Regions from separate parts of the Homo sapiens genome. Here region 1 is linked to region 2. A link is a contact called in ENCODE Hi-C data. All regions are on one chromosome and are shown on one strand. The core of a region is the stretch at or near the end of the contact, and the rest is flanking DNA. Distances in the headings are between cores, read along the strand shown.

The links. A loop is a pair of places that touch in the nucleus more often than their neighbours do. Pooled maps may share reads with other maps.
Region 1: a map of naive thymus-derived CD4-positive, alpha-beta T cell shows a loop between it and region 2 (10-fold over the local background). The contact joins the promoter of TMEM170B here to the promoter of MYLIP in region 2. A Hi-C loop is called at or near these places in 2 of 168 maps with a recorded cell type or tissue (CD4-positive, alpha-beta memory T cell and naive thymus-derived CD4-positive, alpha-beta T cell) and 8 of 50 pooled maps.

What each region holds. Positions count from the first base shown.
Region 1 is chr6:11,533,942-11,540,146 of GRCh38, forward strand. TMEM170B (transmembrane protein 170B) reads left to right here and starts at 3,808. Exons shown (of 3, transcript NM_001100829.3): 1 at 3,808-4,433. The coding sequence starts at 4,337. RefSeq lists silencers at 3,272-4,101, 4,132-4,291, 4,392-4,471, 4,482-4,761 and an enhancer at 4,101-4,602.
Region 2 is chr6:16,124,559-16,130,422 of GRCh38, forward strand. MYLIP (myosin regulatory light chain interacting protein) reads left to right here and starts at 4,528. Exons shown (of 7, transcript NM_013262.4): 1 at 4,528-4,851. The coding sequence starts at 4,765. RefSeq lists a silencer at 4,210-5,209.

The DNA.
Region 1 (6,205 bases), core at 2,558-5,057, 4.6 Mb before region 2:
ACAAAAAGTACACAGAAATATAGGCTGAAATATATTATTTGTAGAAGACTTAACCTCACTCAGCCTGTGTTAAGACTGCATTATTTGTTCATTACCATTTGTTGCCCCCTCCCATTCATTCTTTCCATCCTTCTCTGTAGGCAGAATATACTTTTTTATCCCATTCACTTAGGGGCTTAACTATGCAATCTGCTTCAAACAAGGGAATGTGGATATGTGACATGCATGTGACATGGACCCCATATCTGAGCATGAACTTTAAATGCACCTGTGTAGTTTAGCCCTGCCTCTCTTGTCCATGCCAGAGCTGGGATAAGGATGAGGTGGGTGAGACAAGGTCTTGCAAGTGCAGGGTGAGATTCTGTGTTTATTTAAAATTTTGGTATTTCATTAATCATGGATTTTTGCATGAATTTTTATTTTTAAAAATATTATATTAGTATATTATTTATCTTGATAACAGAGTGTTTCAGAGTCTGTTGTCAAGACTTGCAGGCAAGGCTTTGCAGGCAAGGCCAGTGTCCCATTGTAGCCCTGGTTCCAGCCCTATACCATGAGAATGGCATGTACTCAGAGCGTGACATCTTCCTCAGCCTCAGGTATGAAATGAGAAGACCTGTGGAGCTGGACTGAGCTGAATCAAGCTGAATCAGTCTAGATTTTGGACTTGCATGGGGCCTGTAGCTCCTTTGTTGTGGCCAATGTCTCCCATTCGGAATGGCTGTATTTATCCAATGCGTGTACCCCCATTGTATCTAGGAAGTAACTAACTTGCTTTTGATTTTACAGGCTTATAGGCGGAAGGGACTAGCCTTGTTTCAGATGAGACTTTGGACTGTGGACTATTGAGTTGATGCTGAAATGAGTTAAGACCTTGGGGAACTGTTGGGAAGGCATGATTGATTTTGAAATGTGAGGACATGAGAGTTGGCAGGGACCAGGGGAGGAATGATATAATTTGGCTCTGTATGGTTTTATCAAGGGTCTCCACTTTTGCGTCTTCCTCATTCTCTCGTTGCCTGCTGCCACCCATGTAAGACGGGACTTGCTCCTCCTTGCCTTCCACCATGATTGTGAGGCTTCCCCAGTCACATGGAACTGTAAGTCCAATTAAACCTCTTCCTTTATAAATTGCCCAGTTTTGGGTATGTCTTTATCTGCAGCGTGAAAATGGACTAATACGTTAAGTTGATACCAGTAGAGTGGGGTGCTTCTGAAAAGATACCTGAAAATGTTTTTCTCAAAAGATCAATATCATTTTATATTTTAATTGATTTTAAAAAGCTTTCCTCTAGGTTGTCTCTGGACAGTTTTAAAAATGACTAAGGCTAATGGGTGTTCCCTCACTTACATGAGAGAAATAAACCAGGAATTTTGGTTTATGAATTACGTTTGTGAATTGTTTCATGCTGAAGGGCACAGAGTTGAAAGGAAATTTTTGGATTCACTTGGGGTGGTCCCTGATTTCTGACAGGAACGTGACTAAACTCTTCCTGAATTGGTGTATTAATTCAAAATAAAAAATCTGTAGGAAAGAAATTCCAAAACTTTCATTTGTATTAACTCAGTTTTGGGTTTCATAACTCTGGCTGTTGGGAAAATGTCTAATTCTCTTAAGGATATAAGCTTCCAACACAGTCAAGATCATTACTTTTATCAAGGAAAACCTAAGTAGCCTAGAGAGTAGAGATCTTATCTTCAAATGTTACAGATAACACCTTGCACAGAACATTACAGATAGTAGATGCCAAATAAATATAGACGCCAATTAAATTGAACTGAACAGCAGGGGTGAAGTTGTTGGGCAGCAAATAACATTACTGACTTGAGACTTCATTGCTGTGTCTTTCTCATTTCCTGACATGAACACTTGGATTCTGTAAAAAATATTTATTCAGAACAAGAACAATGCTGACTTTTCTATGAAGATCATTCAGTGATTCATTCAACAAATATTTGTGGTGCAGGTGCCAGGCACTGTCCCAGGTTCTGAATATTTTCACTGCGTGCTACTGTGTTTTAAATAATAGTGTGCAATCCTAAGAACGTAAACTAACTAAAGGTTTCTGATATGAGAGTTTAATGAGCCCCTGCTCAGGGAGTTTGCTGTGAACCCTTCACTGAATGTGGTCACATTCCCTAACATCACTAATTATGTAATGCCAAGTCCCTTAAGAATATCATTAGGTAACCTGCACTTCCCCATCAAGAATCTTAAAGTGAGGGAGTTAACAGTGGGTTAAGAAAGATAATGTGGTTGCTAGAAAGAATAATAGACCAGGAATTCAGAAACTGAGCTGTGAAGTGCTGTCATCTCTGTCAAGTCACTTAATTCACAGAATCTGTTTCCCTATCTGTAAAATAAAATTAGAAAAATGTTAAAGCGCTCTTTTAGGTTTGATATTCTGTAATCTTGTTAATAGATCTAATTAAGTCTAAATTCTAGGAGGAAGATAAACTCTACATTAAGAGTTTTGGCTCAATTCCTATTAATGGTGCAAAAATTTCTCTTATGTTGTGACATCAAAAAGAAAATACAAATAAACAAAGAAATAAATGTGTATGTAAATATTATTTTAAAGTGGTCACCAAGAGCACCATTTGACAGGTAATTTGACCCTTCAGTGCTTTGTCAAATATACTTCATGATTTAGCTACAGCAGGTATTTCTTCACTTCTCTTTGTAAATTTTTCTTTATCCAGATGGCAGAGGGGTTGAAAAAAGGTGGGGGGAGGGGCTGGCTACTGCATATTTATGTTACTGCTAAAACTTAAATTTTTATTTTTTAAAGTTAGAAGGTTTCCAATTTCGAGGAGTTTAACTTGTAGTTGGATTTTAGATGCTCCTCTGGCTAACGCTGGACATGAAGACAGACAGCAAAGCGTGGGGAGAGAGATCTAGTTTAAGTTCGAGGGAAAAAAATAACAGACGCAACTTAGATAAAAGAATACTACCATCAAAAAAAGGGGGGCTAGAGCCGGCGATGGCCTTGAGGATTAGGACACCTGCCGAGCCTGGAGTAAACAGGTAATGTCAGGCAGGTCCTGGAACCCCGGGAGGCCCAAGTTCTTGCTGCGGGAAGAGGGATTAGCAGAATGATAACGCAGGTCTGTTTGTGTTTTAGGGGTTTTAACATGCATTCTGCAAGTAAGTGACCTATCCAGGTCATTCGATTCAGGCTCAGAAAAAAAACCCCGCAAATTAATATATCTAAATGCTGAGATAGTGACACCTTTTTAAAAAAGTTATACATAAGCATCTTTATCAAAAAGCATTACATTTTAAGGCAAAAATCTGAACTGTCACAGTATCCACCTCACCGAGTTCAGCAGCCCCACCTTGGGTCAGGGCTGCCCCTGCAGCGCGGGCCCCCGAAATGCCCGCACCGCCCACGCCGCCCGCACCGCGCGCACCCAGCCGGGCCAGGGCGAGGGATCCAGGTCTCCCGGTCTCTCAGGGCGCGCGCCCGGGGTCCGGGGGTGGGGGGCGTGGAGGCGGTTCCCTTGGAGCGCCCAATCAGCAGTAAGGCCCGGCGGTGGCGCCAGTGACGTAGACCGCGCTTCCCTCCGCCCCACTGCGGGCCGTCGCTCGGCGCCGTCAGCCACGCGCGCTGCAGCGCGAGGGGAGAGCGAGAAGGAGGGCTTTGGGGCCGACCGGCTGTTGGAGGGCGGCGGGTCGCGGGGAGCGGGGGAGTGAGCATGCGCAGCGGCTCCGGGGAGCGCAGGGGAGGAGGGGCCGGCGCTGAGAGGCGCGCGCGTGCGCGTGCACGAGTGGCCCGCCGGCGGCTGCGGGTGGAGGGGGCGGTTCCTCGAGTGTCGGCGACCCGAGGGCGGGCAGGCGGGCGGCAGGTGCCGCCGCAGCCTCTGGCTGGTCCCGCGTCTCCGTCCTCCGGCGGCGATGAGCTGGGCCCTGTCGGGGGCTGCACCTGCCGGCTGCCCATCAGCACCGGCCTCCTGGCGTGACCTCGGCCTCCTCGCGTGTCCAGTCCCCGCGGCGCGGCGCTGCCCCTGAGAGGGAGCGGCGGCGGCCTCCTCCGCCCCGAGTCCTCGCTCGGGGGCCGCGCGAGGACGGCGCCCGGCCCCCTCCCCTCCTTCCTCCGTCCGCCGTCCTCAATGTCTCCCCGGCGGGGAGGGGGCTGCCTGGGAGACACGCTGAGCGGCCCCCCCACGGAGGCCCTCCGGCTGCAGCAGCAGCAGCGCCCGGCCCGGCGTCCCGCAGCCTCCACCAGCGGCGGCGGCCTGGAGGAGCCGCGCACCCGCCGCCGCCCCCCGAGCCTCGCAGCCGCCGCCGCCGCCCGGCACCCGAGGAGAGGGCGGCGGGCGCCCCTCGGGGAAGATGAAGGCGGAGGGGGGCGACCACTCCATGATCAACCTGTCGGTGCAGCAGGTCCTGAGCCTCTGGGCCCACGGGACGGTGCTGAGGAACCTCACGGGTAATTGACGCGCCTGGGCTGGGGACGGGGATGCGGTCCGCCCCTCTCCTGTCTTCTCCTTCCTCGGGAGGGGACACGCTCCTCGCCGCCCCACCCCCGTGCGCGCCCCGCTCGGAGCTCCAGGTCCCGGCGAGGAAGGTGTTAATCGGAGCCACTCTGCGCGTGTCCCGGGGGCGCCGGCTCCCGCCACCCCCTTCCCTGAGTCGCCAGGGGAGCATCAGCGACCCCCGCTCCTGCCCCGCACGGGGAGAGCTCCCGGTGGCGGCCCGGCCTCTGTAGTACGCGCGGAGTAGCTTTAGTGCTGAGACTTGAGCGCATTTCGCTTTTATTCCATTACCCTCCTCCCCTCCCCCTTCTACACACATCGCTTCTTGCTATTTACATCTTTTTCTGATTTAGTTCTTTTTCTTTCTGGCAAATCTCAAGCCAAATGTAGAACCTAAAATCATTGCCCACAATGGTCGATTTACTTTTTCAACCGCTAATTTTTTGGGCGATGTAGATAACTGAGTAAATTATAGTGGGTCAGGGGCTGAGCTAAGGTCTAGTGCGGTCTAAGCGTGTTAGCTTCATATATCTCCTTCCCCTCCCATTTCCTTTTGTCTGTCTGTCTCTTTCCCTCAGGCCTCCAGCTGCTGCTTCTGAGACATTTGATAATTTTGTGTATTTCCCTTCATTTATTAAGGCTGTCAGTAATTGGCCTTATAACATCAATTTCTATTTGTAAAAGTGAGTGATAAAACACACAATATTTTTATTCAGTCTGTAGATTTGCTTTGTGAAGAAACTTCTGGTTTTGTTATGTGGAAATGCTTACATTATACTTTGAGTTCCGAATTTAAAAATTATTCTCTGAAGTAGAATTTACGAGAAAGAGATTCAGTTGCGATTTGGTGACTCCTCAGTGCCTGCTTTTCAGAGGAAAAAAATCTTAAAAAAATACTCAGAATTTAATTCTTGAAAATGTGTAAGGCAGTTAATTTCAGTAGAACATTAGTATTTCAAAATGCATTTTGTCAAACTGGTTAAAGTGTTGTGAGTATTTTACAAATATAACCTGGGTTCATATATATAACATATATATAAAGTCTGGCATGGTATAGAATACAAACATTCATAGAAGAAAATTTTATGGAATTATATACCACAAAAGACAACTTTAAGGACACTGGTTTCTTCGAATGGAAACTATACAGTTAAAGTAGATTCTGGATTGCTTCATGCTATCCTCACTTTTAAGCTGTGGTTATTTAACTTGAAACAGACTGACTTTACATGATGATTGCCGGTAAGGAATATATTGTTATAATTCTGGAAAACTAAATGGACATAAAGACCATCTCATGATTCAGTTGAATTTAGAGGTAGACTGCTTTATCTTACTTATGATTTTGCTTGCATTTATCCACTGTTTGGTATTTGAACTGTACCAGTTTTTGTTTAAGTGAAATGAAAAGTAGGGACTTAACATATATTTGTGCAGGCATACCTTGGAAAGATTGCAGGTTTGGTTCCAGAACACCACAATAAAGCAAATATTGCAATAAAGTGAGCCAAATGAATTTTTTGTTTTCCTAGTGCATGTAAAAGTTACATTTTACCTGTAGTCTTTAAATGTGAAATAGCATTATGTCTGAAAAAAAAGTACAGACGTTAATTTAAAAATACTTTATTGCTGAAAAATTGCTAACGATCATCTGAGCCTTCAGCAAGGACGTTATCTTTTTTCTGGTAGAGGGTCTTGTCTTTGTGTTGATGACTGCTGACTGATC
Region 2 (5,864 bases), core at 3,278-5,777:
ATCCAGATCAGACCCAGTGCTCAATTAGAAGGAAGATTTTGCAGCCAAATGATCATCACATCCACACAAATACCATCTAGTGCTCAGTCTTGAGCCCTAGTATGTGAGACAGAGAAAATCTGTGGTGCTTGGGTGTGTCTGAACAGCTAGAACTCCACTGGGTTAGCCAACTCTACCGCCTAGTTATGGTTTCTATTTTTAAATTCTATATTCATACAGCTGACCTTTTTTTTTCCACTATGCTGGTTAATTTTAATGCTATCTTTAAAAGATGAGAGCTAATTGAGAGAAAAAGAGAGCAGACACAGATAACTTGGGCATCTCTCTGGCTTCAATCACTGCTCAATCTAATATAGTTCCCACCCTGGGTGTTCAGAGTCTCTTATTTGGAGTTAGACCCAGCTGGGGCTTGAAACTGGCTCCAGACATTCAGCAGCATTAGCAGATGGTGGAATCCTCGAGGAAGTAATTCTACTGCGGGTTTTCTATTCCCTAACCAGGTCTTTTGAGCATAATGTGCTTTCTCACCAGCTCACTCAGCCTCCTCATTCTGTAACTAACCAGTCTCTCCTTAGCTCTACTCAAGGAATAAATTACAAAACAGAGATGGAGAGAAAAGACAGAGAGAGAAAGCGAGGAGAGAGAGGGGTCATGGTCCAGTATATTCCATACATGCTAGTGGGAAGCCAGTATTTTTTTTTTTTTTTTTTTTTGCTTCCCAGTCATAAGGATTTCTTACTGCCCGCCCCTCCCACCCCCAAGTGCCATTTTCCTATTTTTAGCTTTGTTTTTGTTTTAAGAAATCCTTCTCTTCAGTCTTATCTGGGGATTCTTAATTTCAAAACAATTGAAATCTTCACCAACCATCCTATAGCAGAAGCACTATCTGGGTTTGGATTAGAAATATCCCTGTCACGAGCACAGTGGCTCACACCTGTAATCCCAACTCTTTGGGAGGCAGAGGCAGGAGGGTCGCTTGAGCCCGGGAGTTTGAGACCAACCTGAGCAACATAGCGAGACACCCATCTCTACAAAAAAATACAAAAATTAACTGGGTGTCGTGGCACCTGCTTGTGGTCCCAGCTACGCTGGAGGCTGATGCGGGAAGACTGCTTGAGCCCAGGAGTTCAAGGCCGCAGTGAGCTATTTTCACATCACTGCCTGCCCTCTAGTCTGGCAACAGAGCAAGACTCTGTCTCTGAAAAAAAATTAAAAAAAAAAAATTCTTGTAAATCTTCTACTTCCAACTATTGTGCAAATGACAATTGTTAAAAATAGGTCGGGGCGGTGGCTCACACTTGTAATCCCAGCACTTTGGGAGGCCAAGGCGGGCAGATCACTTGAGGTCAGGAGTTCGAGACCAGCCTGACCAACATAGCAAAACCCTGTCTCTACTAAAAAAGCAAAAAATTAGCCGGGTGTGGGGGCGCGTGCCTATAATCCCAGCTACTCGGGAGGCTAAGGTAGGAGAATTGCTTGAACCAGGGAGTCGGAGGCTACAGTGAGCCAAGATCATGCCATTGCACTCCAGCCTGGGCAACAAGAACAAAACTCTGTCTAAACAACAACAACAACAACAACAAAACTATGAAAAATGTGGGGTTTTGTTTGTTTTTTGTTTTGTTTGAGAAAGGGTCTCACTCCCTTCGGCCAAGCTGGAGTGCAGTGGTGAGATCATGATTGACTGAAGCCTGGACTTTCTGGACTCAAGCCATCCTCCCACCTCAGCACGCTGAGTATCTGGGACTACAGACACATGCCATCATGCCTGGCTAATTTTTTATATTTTTAGTAGAGATGGGGTTTTGCCATTTTGCTCAGGCTGATCTCAAACTCCTGGGCTCAAGGGATCTGCCTGCCTCGGCCTCCCAGGGCTCTGGGATGACAGGCATGAGCCACCACGCCTGGCCAAAAAGTTTTAAATAAAATAAACATGTCAGATTTTACCTATGCTTCTACAAACTATTTTACAAGCTTAGATTTTTTAAAAAAACAATGAAATCATACTTGCAAAAGAAAAATCCCTGCTAAAACCAAAAATATAAGTTATTTTTAAAGTAGTCCACAAAGTGGGTATTTGGTTTGGGTGTTTGCTTGTTTTATTTTTGTTTATTTTTTTTTTCTTGGCCAACCAATATTTTCCCGTTCTACTCATTTCCACACCTGGTCCCATTGATTCTATGAGTTTCCAGTTAGCCAGCTTTAGTTTCTATTGTTCATAAACAAAAATACTAACCAATATAACTGGTCTCCCTATTGCCCCTCGCCTCTTCTTCCTCTTCTGAAACTTCTAGCAATTAAGCATAAAGTAGACAAGGAATGAACCAAACGCTATCTTCCAGATAAATTCCCCAGATTATTAGTAAACTGGAATTCAGGGAATAGGCACTGCAGTTAATACAAGAAGGGACTGTTTCAGCCCACAATAGCATGAGGTGTATTTATAAGACAGAAAGATGTGAGAGTGCACCTGTTCCTCTGCAACAGTGGGGGTTAGGACTTGGACAGTTTACAGTTTTACTCGGTCAGCTTTAGCAAAGAACTGTGTGTGGGAGGATCCCTCCTTTTTTTTTAGCCTTGGGCTCTGATATCGTACCTGGTTGTTCGGAAATAAAGGCCACTAACAGATCCTTGGGACTCGTGAAGGGGGGTAGGGACAGGAAAAGTCATCATTAAGCAGTGAAGGCACTGAACTTATAGCTCCCCTTACATACACGGGGACATTCAAATGCTTTTGTGAACGTTATTATCTTTGCTGCGCTTCCCAACAATGCTGGGTGGAGACAGAGCAGATATTGCCATCTCCATTTTACTGTTGACAACACCAAGCTTCAGACAGATGAAGTAAGTTTTCTCTTTTTTTTTCTTTCGTTGTTTTCTTTTTGTTGTTGTTGTTGTTTAGAGACAGGGTCTTTTGCTCTGTCGCCTAGGCTGGAGTGCAGTAGGGGGATCACAGCACACTGCAGCCTCGAACTCCCAGGCTCAAGTGATCCTCCCACCTCAGCCTCCCATGTAGCTGAGACTACAGGCAGGCGCCACCACGCCTGGCTAATTTTTTGTATTTTGTGTAGAGATGGGGTTTCGCTGTGTTGCGAAACCGGGCTGGTCTCAAACTGCTGGGCTCAGGCGATCCTCCTGCCTCGGCCTCCAAAAGTGCTGGGATTACAGGTGTGAGCCATCGAGCTGGCCTGAAGTAAGTTTGCTAAGTTTCCACGGCTGAAACCCACATCATCTGGCTCCTATAAAGAAATCAAAAAGGTAGGCTATGTAATATATTGGCAAAGAGGAACAAGCGGTAAATGAGTGAAGGGTTGTAGACCTTTAATAGCTAATATTGCAGTAATGCCACCTGTTAGGTCAGGAGATGAGCACCTTACCTTAAGACGAGGACAACATCTGGTTGCCTGTGAGAAGGGACAGGCAGGGTATCAGGTGCTGCACAAATGTTTAATGAATGAGTGAGATAAGACAGGAGGTAGAATGAGCAACCTGAGAGAGGGCCTGGTACCCTGTAAGGCGTTTTGATTCAGCAGAACGAGTAAGGAGAAGCCCTTCCGGAGTGTAACACACCAGCACTAGACCAAGACACCTGGCTCACTGGTCAGCTGCAAAAACTTTCATACTCAGATTTTGTTTTTCTCAATGATGAGGTCTTAATAAGGAACAACAATTCTGCCTCCAAGCAACCCACTGTGGCTAATCCTGGTGGAAAAGAGTTTTCTTTTTCTCTTTTTTTTTTCTTTTTTCTTTTTCTTTTCTTTTTTTTTTTTTTTTTTTTTTTTTTTTTGAGACAGGGTTTTTTGCTCTTCTTGCCCAAGCTACAGTGCAGTGACACAATCTCAGCTCACTGCAACCTCCGCCTCCTGGGTTCAAGCGATTCTCCTGCCTCAGCCTCCCAGGTAGCTGGGATTACAGGTGCCCGCCACCACGCCTGGCTATTTTGTTTTTTTTTTTGTATTTTTAGTAGAGACGGGGGTTTCACCATGTTTGCCAGGCTGGTCTCGAATCTGACCTCAGGTGATCCACCCATCTCGGCCTCCCAAAGTGCTGGGATTACAGGCGTGAGCCACCATGCCCGGACGAGAACAGTTTTCTTTAGGCTTTGGGTTGCTCCTTTTCCTTTTTGCTTTCACAACCGAAATGCGTGCTCAGAGTGATCCAAGATATTTGAAGAACAGTGGCAGCTTGGAGGTGTTTAATCACCGTAAATTCGAGACGGCAGAAAGGCGTCCCCGCCTGGAGCCCCGGGCGATCGCTCACTCTGAGCAGCGTCGCCCAGCGGACAGAGGCGGCTGGTGTGTTCCGGGGTCTCCCTCCCTTCCCGCAGCACTCGGCGCCCGCAAGCTGCCACCTCCCGGGGCGGCCAGGGAAACTCAGCCGGCTCTGGGAGGCGGGGGCCGCGGTCGAGGGGCGCCGCTATTGGCTGATCGGGCGGGGGAGGAGGGGCAGGGAGGCCGTGATTGGCGGGGACCCGAGCTGAAGGGGGCGGGGCCGCTATATCAGCAGAGTCCCTGTCGCAGCGCAGGCAGTTGGGCTGCTGGAGTGCGGCGCCACCGCGGAGGACAGGGGCAGCTGGCGGGCAGCGGGTGAGGGGGTGGCGGGGACGCGAGTGGCGGCCGCGGGGCCCCGGACAAGGGTCCGCAGAGCTGCAGCCTTCGAGGGCCAGCCCTCTCCGAGTCCGGGGCTGGGTCCCACCAGTGACAAGGCGGCAGCCCCGCGCACACCAAAGAGAAGGCGGCTGTGGCGGCAGCGGCAGCCCCAGCCATGCTGTGTTATGTGACGAGGCCGGACGCGGTGCTGATGGAGGTGGAGGTGGAGGCGAAAGCCAACGGCGAGGACTGCCTCAACCAGGTGAGGGCGAGGGGCAAGAAGGGGCCCCGGCGGGTCCCGCGAGGCCGAGGGGCCTCGCAGCGACGCCTGGCACTCTGGCGCGCCCCCTACTAGGGGCCGGGAGGCACTGCGGCGGCAGCCGGGGGGAGCGCGTCCCCTCCTCTCCACGGGCGTGGGGCGCGCGGTCTCCTCCTGGCGCGCGTGGGGTGCGCGGAGAAAGCGCGCAGCGGGGGTCCCCAGCGCTGAGGGCCGGGCGCAGCCCGCAGCCGGGATCCACCCCCCAGCGCCCCATCATCCCCCCAACCCAGCACTTTCCCGGAAGAAGGCGGCTCCGCACACCTGCCGCAGGTATGTGCGTGATGCCGCCTGTCGGGTCCCCGCGGCGCCTGGCAGTGCCACCCGCGTGCCAGGATGGGATGGAGTGGCTCGAAGCAGTCTCGGGCCCCAGGGGTTCTTGGCAGACAAGCCGGGCCCTTGTCTCACGCTGCTTCTCAGGCTGCTGCTCTCAAATGCACCGTTCACCTGCATCTCCGGGTTTGCGGGGGACGGGAGGAATAGGTTTGGGTCATCTACTGCTCGGTTGTTTTTAAGCATGTGTTTCCTTAACAGTGAGGGAGATCGGTGCCAAATAGTGCAGAGGTGGTATGGCAGACAGCACATGTGATCCCAGGAAAACGCTGTGCCCTCAACCCCTCTAGCTCTGAGATGTTTGGAAAACCGCTTGTGAAGCTTAGCTGACACTTGTGGCGTGTTCCCTCAATGTGTTTGATTTTTGGAGTCCAAATGGTTAAAATTGCCCAGATAATAAGTCGCCAAAAATCAGCTGTGCAGAGTATGCTGGTGGAGGGAATTCCGGTGATTGGAATACGAAGGAAAATACCCTGTAGTTTCCCCTCCTCATCTTTTGGAAGGCTACTTTTGAGGACTCCTTTTTTCTCTATTGCAATTGGTCATGCCCTAGACGTTAAAAGGAATTATGAGCCTCCATACTAGAGCTCGTGGTTTGGTATCATTGGAGCCGTGGAACTTTGTTT